Regions from separate parts of the Homo sapiens genome. Here region 1 is linked to region 2. Evidence: chromatin loops called from intact Hi-C (ENCODE). Cell type or tissue: heart left ventricle. All regions are shown on one strand. Links, peaks and the distances in the headings refer to the core of each region. The heading gives the core; the rest is flanking DNA.

What was found. A loop is a pair of places that touch in the nucleus more often than their neighbours do. Peaks named below come from ENCODE experiments on the same cell type or tissue, not always from the same donor. Only the 100,000 strongest peaks of a DNase experiment are listed, where the experiment ranks them.
Region 1: a loop joins it to region 2, with 4 times the contacts of the local background. A loop is called at or near these places in 1 of 110 quality-filtered maps.

Annotation. Positions count from the first base shown.
Region 1 is chr14:40,108,522-40,121,174 of GRCh38, forward strand. No RefSeq gene overlaps it. Among named protein-coding and RNA genes, the nearest start is that of FBXO33, 680 kb to the left of the region's middle. In heart left ventricle, for the core only: no CTCF peak of the experiment used is centred there; no DNase peak of the experiment used is centred there.
Region 2 is chr14:39,733,861-39,746,513 of GRCh38, forward strand. All of the region lies in intron 5 of LOC105370461 (a long non-coding RNA gene), which reads left to right. Among named protein-coding and RNA genes, the nearest start is that of FBXO33, 310 kb to the left of the region's middle. RefSeq lists an enhancer at 389-922. In heart left ventricle, for the core only: no CTCF peak of the experiment used is centred there; a DNase peak (open chromatin) is centred at 6,141.

The DNA of each region.
Region 1 (12,653 bases), core at 3,071-11,070, 370 kb after region 2:
AACATCTCAGTATTCCAGAATCATTTGAATATAATGACCAGTTTCTCCTTCTGAAAACTTCTTTTCTTGGCTTTCCATGTTAAAAATCTTTCTTTCTTTTTTTCTTTTAAAATAATTACCCTTTTTGGTCTCTATCCATACTTTCTCTTCTTCTTTGCATGCTATTTCATTTCAGTCTGAGGGTTTCTCATCCTCCAAGTCTTCACTCACTATTTCCCTGGTGATCTGATTCACATATAGCCACCTACATGGAGCTGACAATTGAACTCATTACCTTCTTTCCCAATACTACTTTTTCCATGGTTACTAATAAAAAAATGGCACCATCCAGTGTGTAAGCCAAAAGCACGAGAGCAATACTAATATCCTCCTCTGTTTCCCTTGCCACTCCTCATCCAGTGTTTTCACAAATTCTGCTAAAAATTTCCAATTAAATATTTAACTTGTTTCTTATTCTACATCTCTACCAAAATCACTACAATTTTTTTTTTTTTTTTTTTTTTTTTGAGACGGAGTCTCCCTGTGTCCCCCAGGCTGGAGTGCAGTGGCACGATCTTGGCTCACTGCAAGCTCCGCCTCCCAGGTTCACGCCATTCTCCTGCCTCAGCCTCCCAAGTAGCTGGGACTACAGGCACCTGCCACCATGCCCGGCTATTTTTTTTTTGTATTTTTAGTAGAGACGAGGTTTCACCGTGTTAGCCAGGATGGTCTCAAACTCCTGACCTCATGATCCTCCCATCTCGGCCTCCCAAAGTGCTGGGATTACAGGCGTGAGCCACCGCGCCCAGCCCAAAATCACTACTATTCTTATACAAGTTATTAAGATCTTTTGCCTGAATAATGCCATAGTATGTTGAATAGTCTGTCATTCGCTTTAGCCTTTCTACAATTAGTTCTCCATATTGCAAGTGCTAATGTGACCATGTTGCCCTGCTTTCCACACTTAAAATTCTTTAATGATTTCATATTTTTCTTTGGACAAAAGCAATCTTTTTGATATGACTTGTAAGACCTCCCCAAAAATGATCTCTAACAACTCCTAATTTTTTTGTTCCAATCACACAGCATGCTTCAGTCCTTTGTATCCAACATACTTTCCATAAGTATCTGTTTATTTAGTTTAGTTATTCTCAAATTTCAGCTCAAGCATTGCTTTCTCAATGTAGCCTTTTTGATCTCCATGATAAAATTAATCACCCCCATGAAATCATTCAGTATCCTCGTAATTCTAGTCTTTTAGCACTTCCCTCAGTAAGAACTTTGCATTTGTACCATGCTTATTACATATCTACTTTGCTCAATTATAAGCTTCCTCAGGAAAGACATTATAACTTTTGTTCCTTATCTTTGAGTCATTAATGTTCAATTAATCATTTATTGTTTGACCCTATGACAATTAACTCTTGTATTCTTTGAATTGAACAAGTCTGTTTCCCCAGCAGGAGTTCAATAAGTATATGATAAATAGGAAAGTGGTATTGTAAGAATAATAAATTGGAGGTTCCATAGCTTTACAGCAAAAATACACTTAGAAACAGGCCTGAGGAAATGACAGCCTGGACAGTTTTTGTGAGTGAAGAGAAGATAAACTGATGCATTCAGTCATTGAATCATACATTCATTCTAAAGGCATATAGCAAATACCTACATGCAAGGCATTGAACAGATAAAATTAAGGTATGTACAAGGTTTAGAAGAGAATGACAGTGTCTGTATCTGTAAATCAAGTACATTGACAGAAATAAAGAACGAAGGCAAACAAGCTGGTTGAAAAGAAAGTCAACAATTCTGTTTTAAGTATGATAAATTGAAGTGTGGATTTATGTAGAATATGTGTTTGGCAATTCAGTACTGGAATTTAGAAGAGGAGTTGTGTCTAGAAATAAATTGAGATTGAGAAATTTGCATGGTGAAGCTAGTTTAAAGTTATGACTGTAAAGGCAGTCAAAACGGGCCATATACTGTGCAATCTCAATGAAAATAAATGTCCAGAATAGGAAAATCTATAGAAATAGAAAGTAGATTTGGGGTTGCTTAGGGTTGGGAGTGAGTGTAGAGTGATAGCTAAGGAGTACAGGATTTCTTTTGGGAGTAATGAAAGTTTTTAAAAAATGATTATGGAATGGATACACAATTCTGTGAATATACTAAAAGCCATTGAATTATATACTTTAAGAGGGCAAACTGTATGGTTTGTAACTTATAAAGCTGTTAAAAATAAAGCCATAACTATAAATGAGTTATCAGAGGGATTAAAAAGTAAAGAGGAAAAATTTATAGAACCAAAGAGACTGACTCTCAAGAATATTTATAATTGAAAGATAGGAAAAAGGAAGTAGGTAAGGAGGCAACCAATACTTTCAAAAATCTCCTTGAGAAAATGCCCTGAATTTGAAAACTTACATATAATTGTGGTATTTGACAGTGCTCATAAGAACATTTGTAGTGTTGAAACTAACAGTTTCAAGAAGGTAAGTCATAAATAAATAGGAAGTAGGTAAACAAAGTAATAGGCACATTTTAAAGACTGTCCTGAGGGTAAAAGGAGAATGGCAACTCTAAATAGCAAGAGGACTTGTCCAACTCCTGGACCTTCAGTAGATTGAGTAAACTGTCTAATCTGCAAGTTCTCATAATAGGCCAAGAGTGTCAGAATGGCATATCCAAGTGTAATCCTTAGACAGATAAGAGTAAAGTATGACAGAGAACAGAAATGCACACCAGGACCAAAGAGTGAAAAGCAAGATCACAAAAGTGGATTAGATTCCAGAGTCATGAACTCTCCAGGAAGCAGTTGGAAACGAATACATAAGGAGATGTTTATGCTTTTTGAATAAATGAATGATTCAATAACTGGATGCATCGGTTTATCTTCTCTCCACTCACAAAAACTGTCCAGGCCTTTATTTCCTCAGGGCTGTTTCTATGTGTATTTTCACTTTGAAGCTATGGAGCCTCCAGTTTATCATTCTTAAAATATTGCTTTCCTATTTAACATATACTTATTGAACTTCTGCTGGGGAAACAGATTTGTGCAATTCAAAGAAGGCAAGATTTAATTGTCATAAGTTCTGGGTCCAAGGCTTAATTTCTTTATTTTACTACATTGTGATTATGGATAGGTTACCTTTTTTTGCTTCAATTTCATCTTTAAACTGGAAGAGGTGAGGTTAGTAATGCCCATTCCAGAGGGGATTGGAAAATTTGAAGTATATAGCGTGATACCTAGTATATTACAGGTACTCAAAAATATTGAATGAAAGAAGACACTCAAGTGTTATCATGTATTTTCAAATACTTTTAAATTTAAGGAGATTAACTTATTAATTAATCCTGTTTCAAACAGCAAGAGAGGAGTGATAAAAGCTCCAAACAATTTTCTAGGAACAAGAAATTTTGTAGCTTGTAGCCTAAATACAAAGATGGATAGTACACTTTAATGACAATTCAGTAGTTTAATTGAAGAAAGACTTCTATGTTTCAAATTTTATCTTTTTCAATATGTTTTGAAAAAAAATTGGCGCATAACTTCTCTCTAAGACCTTCTTTCAGGGCCATGTGAAGCAACAGGACTTAACTCTGGTCTGTGTGGCTGCTGTGGCACCTGTTGAGACCCTGTGGCAGAGGAGTTGCTTCTCCCTGCCAGGGTCAACCAGCATCCTTGGGCATTGCAGACACCAGAATCACTCCCTCTCTGCATGTTTCTTTGCCAGCAGCAGAAAGTGAAGCTCTTAGGGAATAGCGAGAACAATAGTTCTTGGGCTAGGAATCTCCTCCTTTTCCTTGCAAGGTGTGGAAGAGAGCTGTGGATCTGTGCTAATTATGCAAAGAGTCACTCATTTTAAAGGAAAGCAGTTATTCTAGAAATAAGAATTTAGTTTTCCTTCATGTTTCAGGTGCTTGCCATTATTTATATAATCCTCAAAACCACTCTTTCAGATAGATAACAGTTATCCCCATTTTATAGGCAATGAAACTGACGTTCATGAATTATTCAAATGTCACATCCAAGCTCACACAGCCAGGGCTATGTGATATGATAGGGCTGATATTTGGAGCCAGATCTTCTTTAGCATAATACACTGAAGAATCCAAGTCCAGTACCAGGGCAGCCAGCAGGGGTAGGGGGAGAACAACTAATTTTGTTTTCACGGTCATCTGAGTAATTAATAATGACGAGTGGGAGTAGAGGGTAGTCAGCTCTCAAATAGTGAGCAGGATAGGCCAGGTGCCGTGGCTCATGCCTGTAATCCCAGCACTTTGGGAGGCCGAGGCGGGTGGATCACGAGGTCAGGAGATCAAGACCATCCTGGCTAACACAGTGAAACCCTGTCTCTACTAAAAATACAAAAAGAAATTAGTCGGGCGTGGTGGCAGGGGCCTGTAGTCTCAGCTACTCGGGAGGCTGAGGCAGGAGAATGGCGTGAACCTGGGAGGCGGAGCTTGCAGTGAGCTGAGATCGCGCCACTGCACTCCAGCCTGGGCTGCAGAGTGAGACTCCATCTCAAAAAAAAAAAAAAAAAATTGTTAGCAGGATAAAGCCTTCAGTGTTGGCTTTTGGAGAATTTATTTTTAATCGGATTAACAGACTCGCAGTTGCTTAAATTATTAAAATATTCTGTTGGCCCTTTTTAATGAGACTCTGTAATCCGGTCTTGATGTATTTTGTAATAATATGTTTTCCACTTTATCTTATTAACCATGTGATCCAGCAACAACTATTGCCTCAGGGGCCTACAGACAACTTTTTTTCTTGCCTTTTAATTTTTTAAAAACTCTATTACTGCATGCTGGGAATATTTTCTCCCATTGCTGTGAAGACTTCCATGATCATGGAGATCCACAACTGTCTCCCCTTGTCTGACCCTCTGTAGAATTTATAGACAACACTATATCCTTTTGAGACTGACTTGCTTTCTCAATGAGACTATACAATTCTCAATAGTTTTTATACCTGTGTGTTCTCACTAGTGTCTAGTATGTTATACACATAGAATGCAGTCAATACCTATTATTCAATGGATAAAGTGAAATTTTCTGTAGGCTGAGGAAAACAGATACCATCAAGAAAGAAACTGTCTTAGAAGATTAATTTGTGAAAGTTTAGTAAAAACTATAAAACAAGAACTAAATTTTAAAACCAGAGATGGAAAAACACCTAAAAGAACAATGAAACAGTTTATCAGTTAATTGAATTCAGAAATTAATCATTTTTATATGCATGCAGTGTCCCTGTTTCTACTCTAAATTCAAGTATGAATGCCAACACTGAATTCAAATAGAACTTTTGTGAATGAGTAACTAGCTCAAGGTCAGCAATAGATGGAGTATGCTGCTTGTCTGTTTCCCAGGAAGTATCCTGGAAGCTATGGGTGTAACTAAAAGGTCACTACAGTACCCCATATTTTGCATTGTTAAAGCTTCTGGGAATATGACTCTACATCAAGATGCCATCTCTTAAGACTACTGAAGTTTTTAAAGCAATAAGCTTTTGTAACCTTATAAAATATCTTTTCCCAGAACCACCTCCTAAAGCATAGAAGAAAGATGTAATAAAGGCAAAGTCATTGAGCATCTTTGTACAATATTGACAGTTTGAAAACTATATTTAGGTATCAGGAACCTATGCTTAGATATACATGATCATACTTTCATTTATTGGGCATTTCCATTCAAATAAATTAATATTGATTAACTGATTTTGCATCCAATTGTCTTCACCTAGGTAATATCATTGAACTATTGTGTGTGTGTTTGTGTGTGTTAATGATGTTGAGACTCAGAGTCTCTGGTCACTACTGGATTAATATTGTGGATGTTTTAACAAAAGCAGAAATATATGACTCTGGAAACGTCACTTGAGACTTCTCTCTTTTTTTTTTTTTGAGACGGAGTCTCGCTCTGTCGCCCAGGCTGGAGGGCAGTGGCGGGATCTCGGCTCACTGCAAGCTCCGCCTCCCGGGTTCACACCATTCTCCTGCCTCAGCCTCCCAAGTAGCTGGGACTACAGGCGCCCGCCACTACGCCTGGCTAATTTTTTGTATTTTTAGTAGAGACGGGGTTTCACCGTGTTAGCCGGGATGGTCTCGATCTCCTGACCTCGTGATCTGCCCGCCTTGGCCTCCCAAAGTCCTGGGATTACAGGCGTGAGCCACCGCGCCCAGCCAAGACTTCTCTTAACCTGATGACTGAATCCAAGATTCCTTTATTTAAGCAAATGTTCTAAAACACTGATATGGCCACTGCTGGATTTTTAATAGTCATTTTTCACTGAATGCACACACTGGCATTCTAAATCACAAACATTATTATCAATTTAAAAAGCATATAACATTCATCTGTTTTTCTCCCACTTTGATTTTTAGTCCAGGGGTAACTCTGTGAAAGCCAGGTCAAATGTTTTCTGTATACAAATTTCAAAGTTTATCAAAGGTGAGACACAGAGAAAATTATACACACACACACACACACACACACACACACACACACACGATAGACATATATATTTCACATACACCACATTTTCTTTATCCACTCATTTAGGTTGGTTCCATATCTTTGCAATTGTGAATTGTGCTGCAGTAAACATATACATGCTGGAGTCTTTTTGATACAATGATTTTTCCTTTGGGTAGATATCCAGGAGCAGGATTGCTGATAGATAGGTTAGTGCAGCAGTAATTAATTAAAGTAATTTTACTATTAAAGTAATGGCAAAACCCACAATTACTGTTGTACAAACTGAATACTTTTGCTTCTTTAAGAAACCTCTATACTGTTTTCCACAGTGGTTGTGCAAATTTACATTCCCACCAGCAATGTATACGCATTTCCTTTTCACTACATGTATGACAACATCTATTGTTTTTTTACTTTTTAATAATGGCCATTTTTGCAAGGGTAACGTGGTAGCTCATTGTGGTCTTAATTTGAATTTCCTGATGATTAGTGATGTTGAGCATTTTATTTATATGTTCGTTAACCATTTCTGTATCTTCTTTTGAGAAGTATCTATGCCATTTGCCTGCTTTTTGATGGGATTTTTTTTTTCTTGATGATTTGAATTCATTATAGATTCTGGATATTAGTCTTTTTCTCCAACTCTGTGGGTTGTCTGTTTACTCTGCTGATTATTTGTTTTGCTATGAAGAAACTTTTTAGTTTAATTAGGTCCCATTTATTTATTTTTGGTTTTGTGGCATTTGCTTTTGGGGACTTAGTCATAAATTCTTTGCCTAAACTAATATCCAGAAGAGCTTTTCCTTGGTTGTCTTCTAGAGTTTTAATGGTTTAAGTCTTAGATTTAAGTATTTGATCTATCATGAGTTGATTTTTTGTATGAGAGATAGGGATCCAATTTCATTCTTCCACATGTGGCTATCCAGTTTTCTCTGCACCATTTATTAAGTAGGATGTCCTTTTGCCAATTTATGTTTCGTTATCTTTGTTATCTATTTCAAAGATAAAGCAGTAAGGCTGTAAGTATTTGGCTTTATTTCTGGGTTCTCTATTCTGTTCCACTGGTCCAGTGTCTACTTTTATAGCAATACCATGCTGTTTTGGTAACTATAGACTTGTAGTATAATTTGAAGTCAGGTAATGTCATGCCTCTAGATTTGTTCTTTTTGCTTAGGATTGCTTTGGCTATTCAGGCTCTGTTTTGGTTCCATATGAATTTTAGAATTTTTTTTCTAATTCTGTAAAAAATGATCTTAATATTTTATAGGAATTGCATTGAATTGTTAGAATGCTTTGGGCGGTGAGGTCATTTTCATGATATTAATTCTCCCAATCCATGAGTCTGGAATGTATTTTCTCTTGTTTGTGTCATCTGTAATTTATTTCAGCAGTGTTTAATAGCTTTCCATGTATGGATCTTTCACCTCCTTGGTTAAGCATATTCCAAGGTATTTTAATTTTTTTGCAGCTATTGTAAAAGGGATTGAGTTCTTGATTTCATTCTCATCTTGGTCATTGTTGGTATATAGCAGTGCTACTGATGTGTGTACACTGATTTTGTAACCTGAGACTTTACTGAATTCATTTATCAAATCTAGTAGTCCTTTGGAGGAGTCTGGGGTTTTCTAGGTATACAACTAAATCATTGGCGAACAGTGGTAGTTTGACTTTCCTTTTTTACAATTTGGATGCCGTTTATTTCTTTCTCTTGCCTGAATGCTTTGGCTGGGACTTCCAGTACTGTGTTGAATAGAAGTATTTAAAGCGGGTGTCCTTGCCTAGAGTCAGTTCTCAGGGGGAATGCTTTCAACTTTTCCCCATTCAGTATGATGTTGCCTGTGGGTTTATCATATATAGCTTTTATTATTTTGAGATATGTCCTTTTTATGCCTAGTGTGTGGAGGGCTTTTATTATAAAGGGATGCTGGATGTTTTTCAAATGCTTTTTCTTGCATCTATTGAAATGATCATATGGTTTTTGTTTTTAATTATGTTTATGTGGTATATCACATGTATTGACTTGCATATGTTAAACCATCCCTGCATCCCTAAGATGAAATGCACGTGATCATGGTATATTACCTCTCTGATGTGCTGATGTATTCATTTACCTAGCATTTTGTTGAGGATTTTTCCATCTGTGTTCATCAGGTTTATTTTTTCCATCTATGTTCATCAAATATATTGGTCTGTAGTTTTCTCTTTTGGTTATGTCCTTTCCTGGTTTGGGTATCAGGGTGATACTGGCTTCAGTTCATTAGGGAGAATTTCCTCTTTCTCAGTCTTTTGGATTGGTACCAATTCTTCTCAGTACTCCTGCTTATTGTTGGTTTCCATTTCCATAAAATATCTTTTCCAACCCGTTTACCTTGAGTTTTTATGAATCCTTACATGTTAGATGAATCTCTTGAAGATAGTAGATATTTGGTTTGTAATTTTTTATCCATTCTGCTAATCTTTATCTTTTAAGAGGAGCATTTAGGTCATTTATGTTCAATGTTAACATTGAAATGTGAGGTACTTTTCCATTCATCATGTTAATTGTTACCTAGTGATATGGTTAGGCTCTGTGCCTCCACCCAAATCTCATGTTGAATTGTAATTCCCAATGTTGGGGGAGGGACCTGGTGGGAGGCAATTGGATCATGGCGGTGCATTTCCCCTTGCTGTTCTTGTGATAGTGAGTTCTTAGGCAATCTGGTTGTTTAAAAGTGTGTGGCACTTCCCCCTTCATTTTCTCTCCTGCTTCACCATGGTAACACATGCCTGATTCCCCTTCACTTTCTGCCATGATTGTAAATTTCCTGAGGCCTCCCAGCTATGATTCCTGGGGAGCCTGTGGAACTATGAGTAAATTAAACTTCTTTTCTTCATAAATCATCCAGTATCAGGTAGTTCTTTATAGCAGTGTGATAATGGATTAATACACCTAGATACTTTATTTTCTTTGTTGTGTTATTTTTTATAGGTCTTGTGAGTTCCAAGAGTCTTTCAAGAGGTCTATTCTGGTGCATATTAAACTGTTATTTCAAGATTTAGAACTCCTTTTAGCATTTCTTTTAGGGCTGGTCTTGTAGTGACAAATTCTCTCAGTATTTGTTTGTCTGAAAATAAATTTATTTCTCCTTCATTTATGAAACTTAGTTTTGCAGGATACAAAATTCTTGACTGACCATTATTCTGTTTAAGGAGACTAAAGATATGACCCCAATCCCTTCTGGTTTGTAAGGTTTCCACTGAGAAGTCTGCTGTTAGTCTGCTAGATTTTCCTTTATAGATAGGTTTCCTGATGCTTTTGCCTCACTTTTCTTTGAATTTTTTTTTTCATGTTGGCTTCAGGTAGCCTGGTGACTATGTGCCTTAGTGGTGTCCTTTTTGCAATGAATATCCTGGGAGTTCTTTGAGCTGCTTGTATTTGGACATCTAAATTTCTAGCCAGGCCAGGAAAATTTTCTTCAATTATTCCCTCAAATAAGTTTTCCAAACTTTTTTGCTTTCTTTTTTCGCTTAGGAACATAAATTATTCTTAGGCTTGGCCATTTTACATAATCCCATATTTCTTGGAGGCCTTTGCTCATTTCTTTTGATTCTTTATTCTTTATTTTTGTCTCATTGGGTTAATTTGAATGCCTTGTCTTTGAGCTCTGAAATTCCTTCTTCTATTTCGTCTAGTTTCTTAATACTTTACACTGCATTTTGTAATTTCCTAAATGTGTCTTTTATTTCCAGACATTCTGAAGTTTTTCTTTAAAATATCTATCTCTTTAGAAAAATTTTCATTTACATCCTGAATTGTTTTTTTAAATGTCTTTATGTTGGTTTTGTCTTTCCCTGGTATCTCCTTGAGGAGCTTAATAATTCACCTTCTGAATTCTTCATCTCGTATTTAAAATATTTCATTTTGGTTTGGATCCATTGCTGGAAAGTTAGTATGATTTTTAGGGTTGTTATAGAACTCTGTTTTGTCGTATTACCAGAATTATTTTTCTGGTTTCTTCTAATTTAGATAGGCTATTTGTTCTAATTATTCCTGAACATTTTTTATTTGATTTTTTTATATTTCTTTTTCCCCCCCTCAAGGATGTGACTTTAATATGTGTAGTGTATTATACCCTAATTTGGCTTGTGATGCTTTTAGGAGTGAAGAACATGTACAGGTTCCTTGGTTATAGAGAAACTTTTAATAATGGCTTTCTCAGATACTGGCTGTACTGGCAATATGCTGGTATGTGAGCAGATTATCTCCTATGGGGTTGGAATGGCAGAGGTCTCTTGAAGCTTATCTCATTCCCTCGTGGTTTGCATTTTTAATTTATTTATTTTACCCCAATATTTTATTTACTGGGTTGAATAGTTCGGGCTTCATGCCAATAGGGGACGTGTTCCTGGGTAGAAACCAGTTGTGGCTAAAGCAGGTAAATAAATGCAATAATAAGTTGTTGGCAGATGTCACCACCTTGACAGAGGTGGCTGGAGGAGCGCTCAGAGAAATGCACTGAAGTCTTATCAGAGGGAAATATGAGACCCACCTCAGAGCCCCTGCCAGGACAGCAGGAAAGCAATTCACCTCCCAGACACAGTTCTGACTCAGTGTTCTGGCTCTTCAGATCCAACAGACACTTTTTTAATCTGCAGGAATGTTGATGTCCCAAGTAGAGAGGAGCTGACTCTACCCCTTGTGCAAATCTGAACCTAGAGGGCCTCCTTCTGTGGGGATGTGGTCACCCCGAAATGTTCCAGAAGGGTTGTCTTTAGGTGCACCCACGCTGAGCTCCTGTGGGAGACGTTGGGTTCATAATTTTTGAAATGTAAATATATAGGGAAAAATAGTACTCACATCTTCTTGGCACCTTGGACTTAGCCCAGGGATCTAGTCCAGAGCATTTGGCACTGGTAGTTCAGAGCAATTAACCAGAGAGAGGGCTACAGATCTAACTTTCATGTTATATGAAGAGTAAAAAGATTCTAGAGGAAGTGAAAGCGTACATCCCCTACCTTACATCATATACCTTTCCATGTCTCTGGAGGCTAGGGCTTTTCACAAGCACACTGAGAAATCCAGGGGCATTTAATCTCCCCAGAGCTTCCTACAGGCTAGATTTATTGATAGATGCTTTCCAATATATTATTTGATTGCCACAAGAAGTCTGCATAATAACTATCATTATGCTGAGTTTAAATTTGAGAAAAACAAGGCTTGGCAAGTATAAAACAATCAGCTCCAGACTCTGCAGCTAGAGTAGTTATTGGTTTGGTAAAAAAAATTCTGCCTGGCTCCAAGACTATCCTGTTTTCCTCTGTACCACACTGAAGTGAAGGAGAACATATTCAAGTAATCTCTTGTCCTAGGATATCTTTGACAAATAAAACAAGAAATTACTTTAAAAAATGCTTTCACCATATAGAAAGTTAAAAACCTAAAGGAAAATGAAACCACATTGATACCTGAAGTCTGGGTCAAAATCAGGAGGGAAAAAAAGCCCCCAAACTTGAAGCTTTTCTTGTAATTTTCAAAGGAAAACATAAGTATCTCATATCAGAAAGCAGACCTTTCTAAAAAGCAAAACTATTTCAAAATATGTTATTTTCTGGCATTAATCCTCAGATGGACACATCTCTCTTTATTCAGTGACTTTTGCTCTTTCAGGTTAACCCCCAGAGACCCATTCTGAGAGCTAAGATAAGCACTGCTAAGCAAATGTACAATAACACATCACAGATCTGAGAAAAGTTTTCTACACACCTAAAGCCTAAGGATAAAATTTAAATAATGGAAGACAGCCTAAAGCTTGAGATCCAGATGTTAATACTCTACTAATGGCACTCTTTAAGCCTGAAGTCAAATGCTAGGCAAAAACAATATTTTTCTTTTGTTGAAATAAATAATTTCTATAACCTGAGAAGAGCAGATCAACTAGCAATCTCCTTGTTTCCTTGGTACACATCCCTCCCTCATTCCACAACAAAACAAAGGAAATCAATCAAATTAAAACATAGCAAAACATAGTGGTTTTATATTGGAAAATTTTTTGCCTTCTTATTTATTTATTTGAGACAGAATCTTGCTCTGTCACCCAGGCTGGAGTGAAGTGGTGCAGTCTTGGCTCACGGCAACCTCCACCTCTGGGTTCAAGTGATTCTTCTGCCTCAGCCTCCCAAGTAGCTGGGACTATAGTGATGCACCACCATGCCCG
Region 2 (12,653 bases), core at 3,115-11,114:
CATTCAGCATACTGTTACCCTTTTAAACTCCCTTGCCCTGGTAGAGGTTCCTATCAGGGAGGGGTTAGGGGAGTGCTGGCTGGTTGTGACTGCTAGGGACTTTAATAAGCTTAGTTAGGGTTGTTCTGCTCTATTAAAGATATAGGTGGGGCTGACTTTGCGGTTTGGTCAGGTGGCAACAGACAGTTCTGAGAAAGGGAAACTTGATACTTTAAGGTGATGGAGTCTTGTTAAGATGGCCATACTCTTGTCCTATCACTCAGGTGATGAATGGGGCCACAGAGCTCCCACAAATTTCTATGTTTTGTTTTTGCCTACCAGAGTGGGTAGAGAAAGACCATCAGGTGGTGGCATATTAGGCATGTCTGAGTTAAGACTCTCCTTGGGTGGGGCTTGTTGTGGCCACTGTGGGGGATGCGGGCTGGTTCTCAGGCCAATGGAGTTATGTTCCAGGGGAGATTATGGCTGCCTCTGCTGCTTTGTACAGGTTTCCAGGGAAGTAGGTGAAAGCTGGCACTGAGAGGCCTCACTTAGCTTCCATGCAGCCAGTAAGGCTAGTCTCACTTCTGCCATGCTTCCCCAATAGCCAACAGAGCTGAATTTATATCCAGGCTTCTGATATGCAGGGCTGTGATCTTGCCCCAGGCTACCAGCCTCCCTGCTGAGAAAGCAAGCAGGGCTTTCAGGCCATGCCCCTCCCTGCCTGCCATGGCTTCTGTGCTTGACTCTGCACTTCCCATTCACTGCCCCCCTGGATTCTGCCTGGGAAAATTTGTGCTTGGTCAAAATTATTACAAAGTTCAGCTGGAAGTCTCCTTCTCCCTGTGGTCATTCCCTAGTTACCCTGGCTGCCCTCCCCAAGGACCCCTGTGAGAAAAAGTCAGAAATGGCTTCGCTGGGTTTTTCTGGGGACTGGGAGTGCCTGTAGGGCTCTTCCTGCTGCTTCTTGTACTTTTATATTTCACTCAACTCTCTAACTTTGTTTCAGCTCTAGGTAAGGTTAAATCCTTCTTCTGTGATCTAGATTTTCAGGTTCCCCAGTGAGGATGTGTGTTGGGAGGTGGACTTTCATACTTTCACACTTTGGGCACTCACAGTTTTTTGGCTGTCTCACAGAGTTTGCAGTGGCAAGCTACTTCTTTCAAAGGGTCTGTGAATCTTTCAGTTTTCCTGGTATGTTCCTGTGGTGGTTCTTGGAGCAAATGTTTATTATGTGAATCTCCATATGCTGTTCTGTCCATCTGAGTGGAAGCTGCAAGTTAGTCCTGCGTCCTATCTGCCGTTTTTTGCTTTTTTCCTTAAATATATTTTCCTCTATAACATGACTCATGCAGTTTATGTCATATAAACTGCAAAATGCCAATGGAATCTGAGTTGTAAAGAATTTGTAGCATAATAATTGCTGGTTTATTAAAATAGATAAGTACCAAAAATAGGAAAATAACCACCATAACTCACATCTTTATTATGACTTCACTTTTGAAGGATAATTTTTAGCAGGGTATATATTTATAGACTGGCAGTTATTTTCCCTAAGAACTTGAACTAGTGATTTTATGTTGCTGCTACCTAAATCCTGGCACCTATAGTCTACATAACAAGGTCTTATATTGGCATTTTGGAATTTCTGCTGAGGGATTATATTGAGACTAGGACAGATCTAGTAATCAAATCAGGCTAGATCTGATCATATTTGAGACTAGTAACCTTTAAGGATTAGTATTCAGGAAAAATAAAGAACTACAAATCAATAAAGGAAAGAAACAACATGTAAAATGGGCATAGCATATAAATAGGGATTTCATAGAGGAGAAAAATTGAACCTCTAATGAACATTTGAAAAGATAATAAACTCATTGATAATCAGTGATATTCAAATGAGATACTATTGCGCACATATAAAATTGGCAAAAATTAAAAAGATTGAGCTTATGATGTATTGATAATCATGTCAAGAAATAGGAACTCTTGAATACTGCTAATGAATTTTATAAATTGATAGTAATAACTATTGCAGTATTTTAGCCTATGAAAAATTTTAGTGGATAAATTGAACAAAGACTTTATTCAAAACTGTTATGATAGGGAAGAGAGATTGAAGTCAATTCCACTTTAACAAAAAGTGAGAGGGATTTTAAGCTTTGAGCTGAGCTCATGGAAAAAGTTCTGGAAGGCTTTAGAGGAGAGGTTGGTCAATGTGATTAGGCCATCTCTGTTTGCTAATTGTTGCTTATTGAAGTTAGGCTCTTACCCTCCCACAGAAACCAGAATATTGGGGTGTTGCCATTCTTGATAATTACTTTTCAAAGGGGATGTTGCTAGGTCCTTGAGGAAGACTTTCCTGAGATGCAAAACTGGCATTCTGGGGTTATAAAACAAGAGGATTTTAAGAAGATTTACTTCTCTAAGGGGCAGAGAAATAATTTGCAATTACAAATTTTCTGAAGTAAATGCTCTAAGAAAAGGGAAGTCAGGGGCCTACAGTCAGGAAGAAACCTATCTAAAGTTGAGTCAAACTAAAGAGAATGTTAAGGCCATCTTGGTTTCTTTGAAGAACAATTTGGTAATATCTGGTAAGGTTAAAGATGCATACAATCAAGGACCCAGACATTCTATTTCTAAATATATACTCTAGGGAAATTATTGCACCTGTGCACCAGGAGATATGTGCAACAAAATTCATTGTAACATTACTAGTAGCAAAAGGTTGGGGAAAGGAGAAACATTCATCAAAAGGAGAATGAATGAAAGTATATTATGGAGTATTTATACAATAAAATACCAATGTCAAGGAAAAAATACAAGTTCCAGAATAAAATAGGTAATGTAATACATTTACACAATGCTATATCTTCATGAATAAAATTATGCATAGGAATTATACCAACTTTTATTTTAAGATAGCAGCGTTAGTGTAGGGGGAAGAAAAGAGAATGAGATTGAATTGGGTTATGTTGAGAGCTTCAGTTCTCTCTATAGCATTTTATTTCTTAAAGAAAAAAATTATCAGAAGCAATTATGGCCACAATTTTAGACATTTTACATAAAATACTTTAAACTTTCAAAATAGAAAGTAACCTTACAACTTCCTAACTTGCTGAAGTTTAAGCTCACTGAAAGTTTAAATTGCAGTAGCTCTGTAGGAAATATAAATATACGGTATTGGTCTTTGTGTATATTTTAATATAAATGGTATCATATGTACCTGTATCAGTTTCCTATGGCCACTATAACAAATTACCACAAACTTGGTAGCTTAAAACAAGAAATAATTATTTCCTCCCAGTTTTGGGGGCCAGAAGTTCAAAATGGGTATCACTGGGCTGAAACCAAGGTGTCAGCAGCACATTGTTCTCTGAAGGCTCTATAGAAGAATCCATTCCTTGTCTCTTCTGGCTTTTGGTGGCTGCTAATATTCCTTGGGTTATGGCCACATCACTTCAGTCTGCAAGAATAGCACCTTCAAATCTCTCTGTCTTCACATTGCTTTCTCTTCTGCGTGTCTGTGTCAAAATCTCCCTCTCCTCTCTCATATAATGATACTTATGACTTTATTTAATACCTCCCAGACGATCCAGGATAATCTCTCCATCTCTTGACACTTAAGTAAGCACATATGCCAAAAGCTTTTTTTCAAACAAGGTAATATTTAGAGGCTTCAGGGATTAGGAATATTTATATTTAGAACCATTATTCAGCCTATTATAGTACCTACCGTCCAACTGATGTTTAAAATTTTACAATGGAAATTATGGGTGTTTTCCATCATATTAGCATAAACCTTTCTCAATCAATGCCTTTGCTATAGAGCATGCCCAGGATGAGTATTATGTATTTTGATTTTCAGTTCTTAAGTTTAGAAGCAATGTTTTCATTTTTTCACTATTACAGAAATGTCGTAATGATTAGTGAAGGTGCTGCAGTGACCTGTACTATAACTTTTGTTAAATCTCATAGGTATGGGATGAGTACTAGGTTTTAGTGGTGGTAAGAGGAAACATAGTTCCATCTGTATGGTTTCATTTTTCTTAGTAAAGAAATGCAATTGTGTATTATTTATTTACTTTAAATAATTAAATAATAAATAAAATAAATGTTTAAATATAGCTTGGTTTTTGACACTATTACTCATTTGAACTTTTATTATCAATGTTTATGATGTATCTCAATCTTAATTTCTAAACTTTGAATGATTGTTTTTTGTTGAAAGATCAAAGCAACAAAACAAAACAAAAATTATAATGATAGCTTACCTGAGTTTCCGAAATTATTAAAAAGCACAGTGGTTCCAGTTCTGGCAAAGCACTACTTACATTGAACTCACTGAATTGCAACCATAATAATAGGGCATTATAGAAATCATTTGCTAAACTAGTATGATTTTGATGCTACTGAGACTAATTTCTTAAATTAGACTATAGTAATAACAATAAAAATTTGAAGAGTAATTTGATGCTTTGAGAAGAATTAGTTAAATACAGCATAATCTAATCAAAAGTTGGTTATCGTTGCTGAAAGTGTTAAATTTATAATTACCACTTTACACTTTATGTTAATATCTACTTAGATCTACTTTTCATCAAACTAGTTTATAAATAGCCCAAGTGCAAAATCTAAGATTAAGTCATGTTTGTTTACTTAAACTAAATATATTTAAATGAATGAGTGAACAAATTGAGAAAATTAACTTCTAAGGATCTCTAAGATATGAGCACTATCTGAAGCTGTGATTATAGTGATTGTTTATTAACCAGAGGAGAGCTTTCCTAGCAAGAAATGCTCATAGTTCAAACTTTCTTAGCAGTTGTATTTGACAATAAGCAGGCATGAGAAGTTTAGAACTTGAGAGCAGGCTTACAAGTAATCAATACAAATAAGTTGTGATAAGTATATTGTATTTTCTGGCCTCAGAAGATGTTTACTCTTTCTGGGTAAATTGACTTAGTATCTCAAATCAATACCAGAATTCAGATCAGGTGTCTGGAATACTATTATATTTCTACCAGAGTAAGGAATATCTCCTACACAATTGCATTTGACTATGTTTTAGCATTTCAGTAGTCGATCAAGGCAGTCATCTTTTGATGTGTGGGTCTGAGTTCTCTCATTTACATCCTAATTATATTTATATTAATTTTCTATAAGGATATAGCAGAATTAAATTAAGAATATAGTTTTGAAATATAATTTATGATATGAAAATCTTTTTAAAGTGGAATGTTACTTTTAAATTAAATGAGGTATGATTACCTGATCCAAAGGTAGAACAGATGGCTGAATAAAAGCCTCCACAGATCATTCTCCCTGAAAGAACACCAATTAAACAACTATCTGCACCAAAAAGCACCTTCATCAGAACAAAAATCAGGTGAATGATTACAGTACCTGTTTTTCTCTTTTCTTTTCTTTTTTTTTTTTTTTTGAGACGGAGTCTCCTGTTGCCTAGGCTGAAGTGCAGTAGCGCGATCTCGGCTCACTGCAGGCTCCGCCTCCCGGGTTCATGCCATTCTCCTGCCTCAGCCTCCCGAGTAGCTGGGACTACAGGCGCCCGCCAACATGCCTGGCTAATTTTTTTGTATTTTTAATGGAGATGGGGTTTCGCTGTGTTAGCCAGGATGGTCTCGATATCCTGACCTCATGATCTTCCTGCCTCGGCCTCTCAAAGTGCTGGGATTACAGGCGTGAGCCACTGTGCCCGGCCACCTGGTTTTAACTTCATATTATAGAAGGAGGCACTGAAGGGGATAGGAAAGACAGTCTTGAATTGCTGATGCCATCCTTTCCCCATCCTCTGGTAATGGCCACGTAGTGCACAGAAAGAATCTGTGTGCTTTGGGGAGAAAGAGCAAAGTGATGATGGGACTTTGCATTGGAACTCAGTGCTGCCCTGTCATAGTGGAACCAACCCTAGACAGAGCTCAGCTGGTGCCCATGGAAGGAGATTTAGACCAGCCCTAGATACAGGGGACTCGCCTATCCCAACTGTAAGAACCTGAGTTCTGTCAAGCCTTGCCACTGCGGGCTAAAGTGCTCTGGAGTTCTAAATAAACTTGAAAAACAGTCTAGGCCACAAGTACTGCAATTCCTGGGCAAGTCCTGGGGCTGTGCTGGGCTTGCAGCCAGTGGACTTGGAGGGCACAGGACCTAGTGAGATGCCAGCTGGAGTGGCCAAGTGAGTGCTTGCACCACCCTTCCTCCAACTTCAGGCAGCACAGCTCTCAGCTCCAGGAGATACTCCTTCTCTCTGTTTGAGGAGGGGAAAGGACAGAATAAAGAGGACTTTGTCTTGCAGCTGGGGTACCAGCTCAGCTACAGTAGGATAGGGTAACAGGCAGAGTCCTGAGGCCCCCATTCTAGGCCCTAGCTCCCAAATGACATTCTAGACACACCCTGGGACAGAAGGAAACCCACTGCCTTGAAGGGAAGGACCCAGTCCTAGCAGGATTCATCAACTGCTTACTAAAGAGCCCTTGGGCCCTGAATAATCAGTGATGGTATCCAGGCAATACTTGCCTTGGCCCTGGGTGAGACTCAGATATGTGTTGGTTTCCGGTGTGACACTGCATGTTCCCAGCTGTGGTGCCTAGAGGGAGGGACTTCTTTTTGAGAAAAGGATAAGGAAGAATAAAGGGGATTTTGTCTTGCAGCCTAGGTACCAGGTACCAGCTTGGCTACAGTGGGGTAGAGCACCAATGGGGATTTTGGGATCTCTGATTTCAGGCCTTGGCTCTTGAGAAGCATTACTGGACCTGCCCTGATCCAGAGGGGAGCCCATTACCTTGCAGGGAGAGTCCCAGGCCTGGAAGCATTTACCTGTAGCTGACTGAAGAGCCCTTGTGGCTTGAATGAACATTGGCAGTAGTTAGGCAAGTACTTGCTGAGGGCCTGAAGTGGTAGGGGCCATGGGGATTCACCTCTTGTGGAAAGAGGAGGGAAGAGTGGGAAGGACTTTGTCTTATGGCTTAGGTGCTAGCACAGCTGCAGTAAAATAGAGCACCAGGTAGTTTCTTAAGGTTTCTGACTCCAGGCCCTGGCTCCCAGATGGTGTCTCTGGATCCACCCAGGACTGGGGAACTTGCTGTTCGAAAGGGAAGGACACTAGCCTGGCTGACCTTACCACCTGATGATGGTAGAGCCCCAGGAATGTGAGTGAACATAGAAGTTGTGATGGATACCCCATTTACACTGATGTGATTATTATGCATCTATGCCTGTATCAAAATATCTTATTTACCCTATAAATACATATACCTACTATGTAACAACAAAAAGTACAAATTAAAACAAATAATTAAATGAAGTATAATTTGAAAATAAAATAGATAAGTTCCAGTAACATGAAAGAAAACATCTTTGAAGAGATTGTAGTTTTTCCCACTGGAACTCCTTAATCTAGATCTTCTGCCAAAAGCAGATCTTTTTCTTTTTATTTAGAAATGCACAGAGCTATTTTAATTTGATTTATTTTGGATTAGAAAAGACTTTATTATTCTTCATGTTATTTTATTTTATTTTTTTTTTTAATTTTTATCTTTAATTTTCATGGGTACATAGTAGTAAATATTTATGGGGTACATGAGATATTTTGATGCAGGCATACAATGCATAATAATCATTTCAGGATAAATGAGGTATCCATCACCTCAAGCATTTATCATTTCTTTGTGTTACAAACATTCCAATTATACTCTTTTAGTTATTTTAAAATATACAATTATTTTTGACTATAGTCATCCATTGTACTATGAAACACTAGATTCCATTCATTCTGTGTAACTGTATTTTGCACCCATTAACCATCCCCACTTTCACCTCCTCCCCTGCTGGCCTTCCCAGCCTCTGGTAAACATCATTCCACTTTCTATCTCCATAAGTTCAATTGTTTTAATTAGTCCCCACAAGTGAGTGAAAACATGTGAAAGTTGTCTTTCTGTACCTCACTTCACTTAACACCATGACCTCCACTTGCATCCATGTTGCAAATAACAGGATCCCATTCTTTTTATGGTTCAATAGTACTCCATTGTGTATATGCATGATATGGTTTGGTTGTGTCCCCACCCAAATCTCATCTTGAATTGTAGCTCCCATAATTCCTATATGTTGTAGGAGGGACCCACTGGGAGATAATTGAATCATGGGAGGCAGTTTTCACCTTACTGTTCTCATGGTAGTGAATAAGTCTCACAAGATCTGATAGTTTTTATAAGGAGTTTCCCCTTTCACTTGGCTTTCCTTCTGTCTTTCCTGCCATCATGTAAGACATGCCTTTCATCTTCTGCCATGATTGTGAGGCCTCCCCAGCCACGTGGAACTATGAGTCCATTAAATCTTTTTCTTTATAAATTACCCAGTCTCAAGTATATCTTTATCAGCAGCATTAGAATGGACTAATACAATGTACCACATTTTCTTTATCCACTCATCTGTTGATGGACACTTAGGTTGCTTCCAAATCTTGGCTATTGTGAAGTGCTGCAATAAGCATGGGAGTATAGATAACTAGTTGGTATACTGATTTCCTTTCTTATGGGTATATACCCAGCACTGGGATCGCTGGATCATATGATAGCTTTAGTTTTAGTTTTTAAAAGAACCTTCATACTTCTCTCCATAGTGGCTTACTAATTTATATTCCCACCAACAATGTATGAGGTTTCCCTTTACTCCATATTCTCACCAGCACTTGTTATTACCTGTCTTTTGGATAAAAGCCATTTTAACTGGGGTAAGATGATATCTCATCATGGTTTTGATTTGCATATCTCTGATGATCAATTATTTTGAGCATCTTTTCATATACTTGTTTGCTTTTCATATGTCTTCTTTTGAGAAATATCTATCATATCTTTTGCCCATTTAAAAATTGTGTTATTAGATTTTTCCCTATTAAGTTTTTTGAACTCATTATATATTATAGTTATTAATTCCTTGTTATATCCTCTTGCTGAATTGACCCCTTTATCATTGTGTTATAACCTTCTTTGTCTTTTTTTATAGTTTTTGTCTTGAAATCTGTTTTGTCTTATATAAGTATAGTTACTCCTCTCTTTTTTGGTTTCCTTTGGCATGGAATATTTTTTTCCATCCCTTTATTTTCAGTATATGTGTGTCTTTATAGGTGATGTGTGTTTCTTATAGGCAACATATTGTTGGGTCTTGTTTTGTAATCCATTCAGCCACTCTACATCTTTTGATTGGAGAGGTTAGTCCATTTACATTCAACATGATTATTTATAAGTAAGGACTTACTATTGCCATTTTGTTATTTGTTTTCTGGTTGTTTTGCGGTCTTTTCTTCCTTTCTTCTTTCCTGTAGTTTGACTTTATTGTTATTTTATGGTATTATATCCCTTTAACTTCAGATAAAAAATATACCACCAAATTATTTTCATTTCTTCTTTTAAAGTGAGATTAAGCTTCAATTCCTTAGCAAGATTCTTCAAATGATTAACTGCACTCAAGAGAATTTATTGAGTACTCGCTTTGCTTAAGGGGAAAGGATTGGGTGACAGAAGAGAGGACAAAGTAGAAGACATTGGAACTATCTATAAGAGTTTATAGCCTAGTTGTGGAGATAATACAGATGCCCATTGAGCATATGGCTGCCTGTGGTCCAGAGTCTCCAGAAGAGGCTGAAGGGGAGTCTGATGAAGGAAGAGCAGCTACAGACCCTCTCATCTTGCAAGGAAACCTTTCAAGATGAGTAAGTTGTTGAATATGTTGGGAAGAACATGACTATTTTTAGGGAAATAACTGCCTATTGGCAGGTGGGTGGGAGTTCATGGGAACTCTATGCATCAAGGTCCTTGTTTGCATACTCCAAGTTCAATAGAATTACTAAAGCCAAGAGAAGCAAGAGGGTTAGGACAAGAGCACCAGCCCCAAAAGCTGTTTGCTGATTCTGGGGCAATAGTTGCATCTCTCTGTACTAGATTTATATTTTTTCTTCTGGGTGGGTGGAAAATGATTCAGTTTATATCCATACTCAGAGAGAGGAGGATTTGTGCAGATCCTGATTACCACAGTATTAGGAAATTTACAACAGCACCCCAAGCATTATATAACTATTCTGCAAATGTTGGATTAGAAAATTTGCTTCTTTGGAGAGCTATTATCTTTAGGGAGAATTTTTTAAGAATGCACTTTAACTTAATTTAGTGCTTATTTTTCAGGCATAACTAGAAAATATTTCATTAATATACTTCAATTCAAGCTGTCCCTAACCTTGCCAGTCACAGATAAGATTAGAAAACAATATTTCAAAAATTTCTGGCTCTATTTTTACCACTCTCACTTGCTAATTTAGGGCATCAAGCTTTCTGAAAATTCTTCTCTGAGTAGGATGACTATCATGACTGATGAAAAATGTAGCCAAAATTTATGCTTGTTATATCAGTGTCTTGTCTTGTTTTGCATTTGTCCCAGATTTCTGTGTTTTTTTTTTTAACAATTTATTATTATTTATCTTTGCATTAGAATACACCTGTGTGGATTTGCTAGACACCCTCTTGGTATGCCCACTTTCTGCCTTGTTCTTTTCTGGTAATGTGTGAGAGTCACATGCAATAACAGAGTTCTCACTTTAATACACATTTATATCTGAAAGCATGACTAATGATAATTCTCTCTTCACAGCCCTTTCCAGACTCAATGTAATACCTCTCTTTCAAGGACAGTGTGAAGAGTGATAACATCATGTTTTGTGGACAGGATGGCTATTTTGCCTTTGAGATGGTGGTCAGAAAAATATTTGGCACTTGATATATTAACCAGTTATCTCCTGGCCTGTAGAGTTTTTTTTTTTCCCAACAGGAAGATTAAATTTATCCTACATAAGCAAGGAAAAAACTAATCCAAACTAAACAAGTGCTTAAATAAGGTACATAATTTAATTCTGAAATTTTATAATTGTGTCTTGACTTCTGGGAAGAACATTTTGATGGAGCTATAATGTTTAATTAGATCAATTTATATTCTTTATGGGAATGAGATAAAAGGGAGAAAGCCTATGATTTTGCAGCATGCACAACTAATGAGATTTAGTAAGACTTTTAAATAGAGAAAAGCTTTTCTTAACAAATATTTTAGAAGAAAATTCTCAATGGCGACAAAAGAAAATTATCAATGGAGACAAAACGACAGTAGCAATACTTGGCCTAAACTATTTAAATGGGATATTTATGGGAATAATATTTTATGGGAAAAATATTTTATGGGAAAATAATATTTATGGGAAGAAAATTATGGGAATGAGATAAAAGGGAGAAAGCCTATGATTTTGCAGCATGCATAACTAATGAAATTTCATAAGACTCATAAATAGAGAAAAGCTTTTCTCAACAAACATTTTAGAAGAAAATTCTCAATGGAGACAAAAGAAAATTCTCAATGGAGACAAAAAGACAGTAGCAATAGTTGGGGTAAAATATTTAAACACTGAAACAACAAAATTGGAATTGAGAATATTCCATATCTGGAATATTTTTTTTCTGTGGGTTTTCTAGGTGCCTCAGTGTCTATTGAGAGTATATTTCTGCTCAGTTAAAATATTGTCTATAGAAAAGAGTTAATTTTAGGTTTCTGTACATCTATTATATATCAATAAATAAAAATAAAATATACAGAAAAAATTTTAGGCCTCAACAGTTTCAAATTTACTAATCACAAAATGCAATTTTGAGATGATTGCAAATAATTTTATATATAAGGCTCTTTTTAAATATATACATTGTTCTGTAAAATACCATTGACATGGTATTACAAACAGATATAGTTGAAAAGCTGATTAGAAGATTGTGACTATATTCAAAGGCTGATCTGCTTACATTATTTTTTCATGTTCAGATAATAAAAATAAAGTAGTACTTTTTCTTTAGTTCAATATACCTTGAGGAATGTATATTTTTTAAGAAAACTTTTCCTTTTGGAAATATTTTTTAATTGATCTGTTTTATAAGAACAACTCTATGACAAAATCAACTTATTTGTCCATAAAAAAGTTTAAAATTATTTAAATTTGCTTATTTATAACAACCCCCTACACTCTCAGTTCTGTCTCTGTTTGGATGATAAGTACCTTTCCTTCAGGCACATGTAGGAATTCCTAGGACATTTCTTATAAATGGTGCAATAAGTTGACATATCCAGGGCCCTGCTGAAACTCTGCCTTTTCAGCCAGAGTCCCCACTATTCTGTCAGGTTCATGCCTCTGCCAGGTGTTACTACTGCTTGGTAGGAACTGTGGTAGGTGTCATGGGGTTGGCAGGCAACAGTGTCCTGTAGCGCAGACTGGAGTGCTGCTTGGTGGTACAATGGTTCCTCTGCCTTGAGAAGGCCGATGGTGACCCTTAGATCAGAGGAGAAGTTGGGGAGGCATAGTGTCTCCCATTTGTCTTAGCTCTCTTACAGGGTCCTGAAAAGTATGGCTGTGCTTCTGTGATTTACAGTGTTTTTAGTGAACTTGCTTAAGTTTTTGCTTAGTGTCCATCTGATTCTAGGATGTGTCTAAAGACTTCCCTTTCAAATAGATACTTGTCAGTCTATCCTCAAGTTTATGAGACATTTCCAGATATATATCAGACTTAGCAGTGGCATAACTTGAGTTGTTTCACAGGAGACACCTGACCTCTTTCTTGCAAATAGGCTTCTCT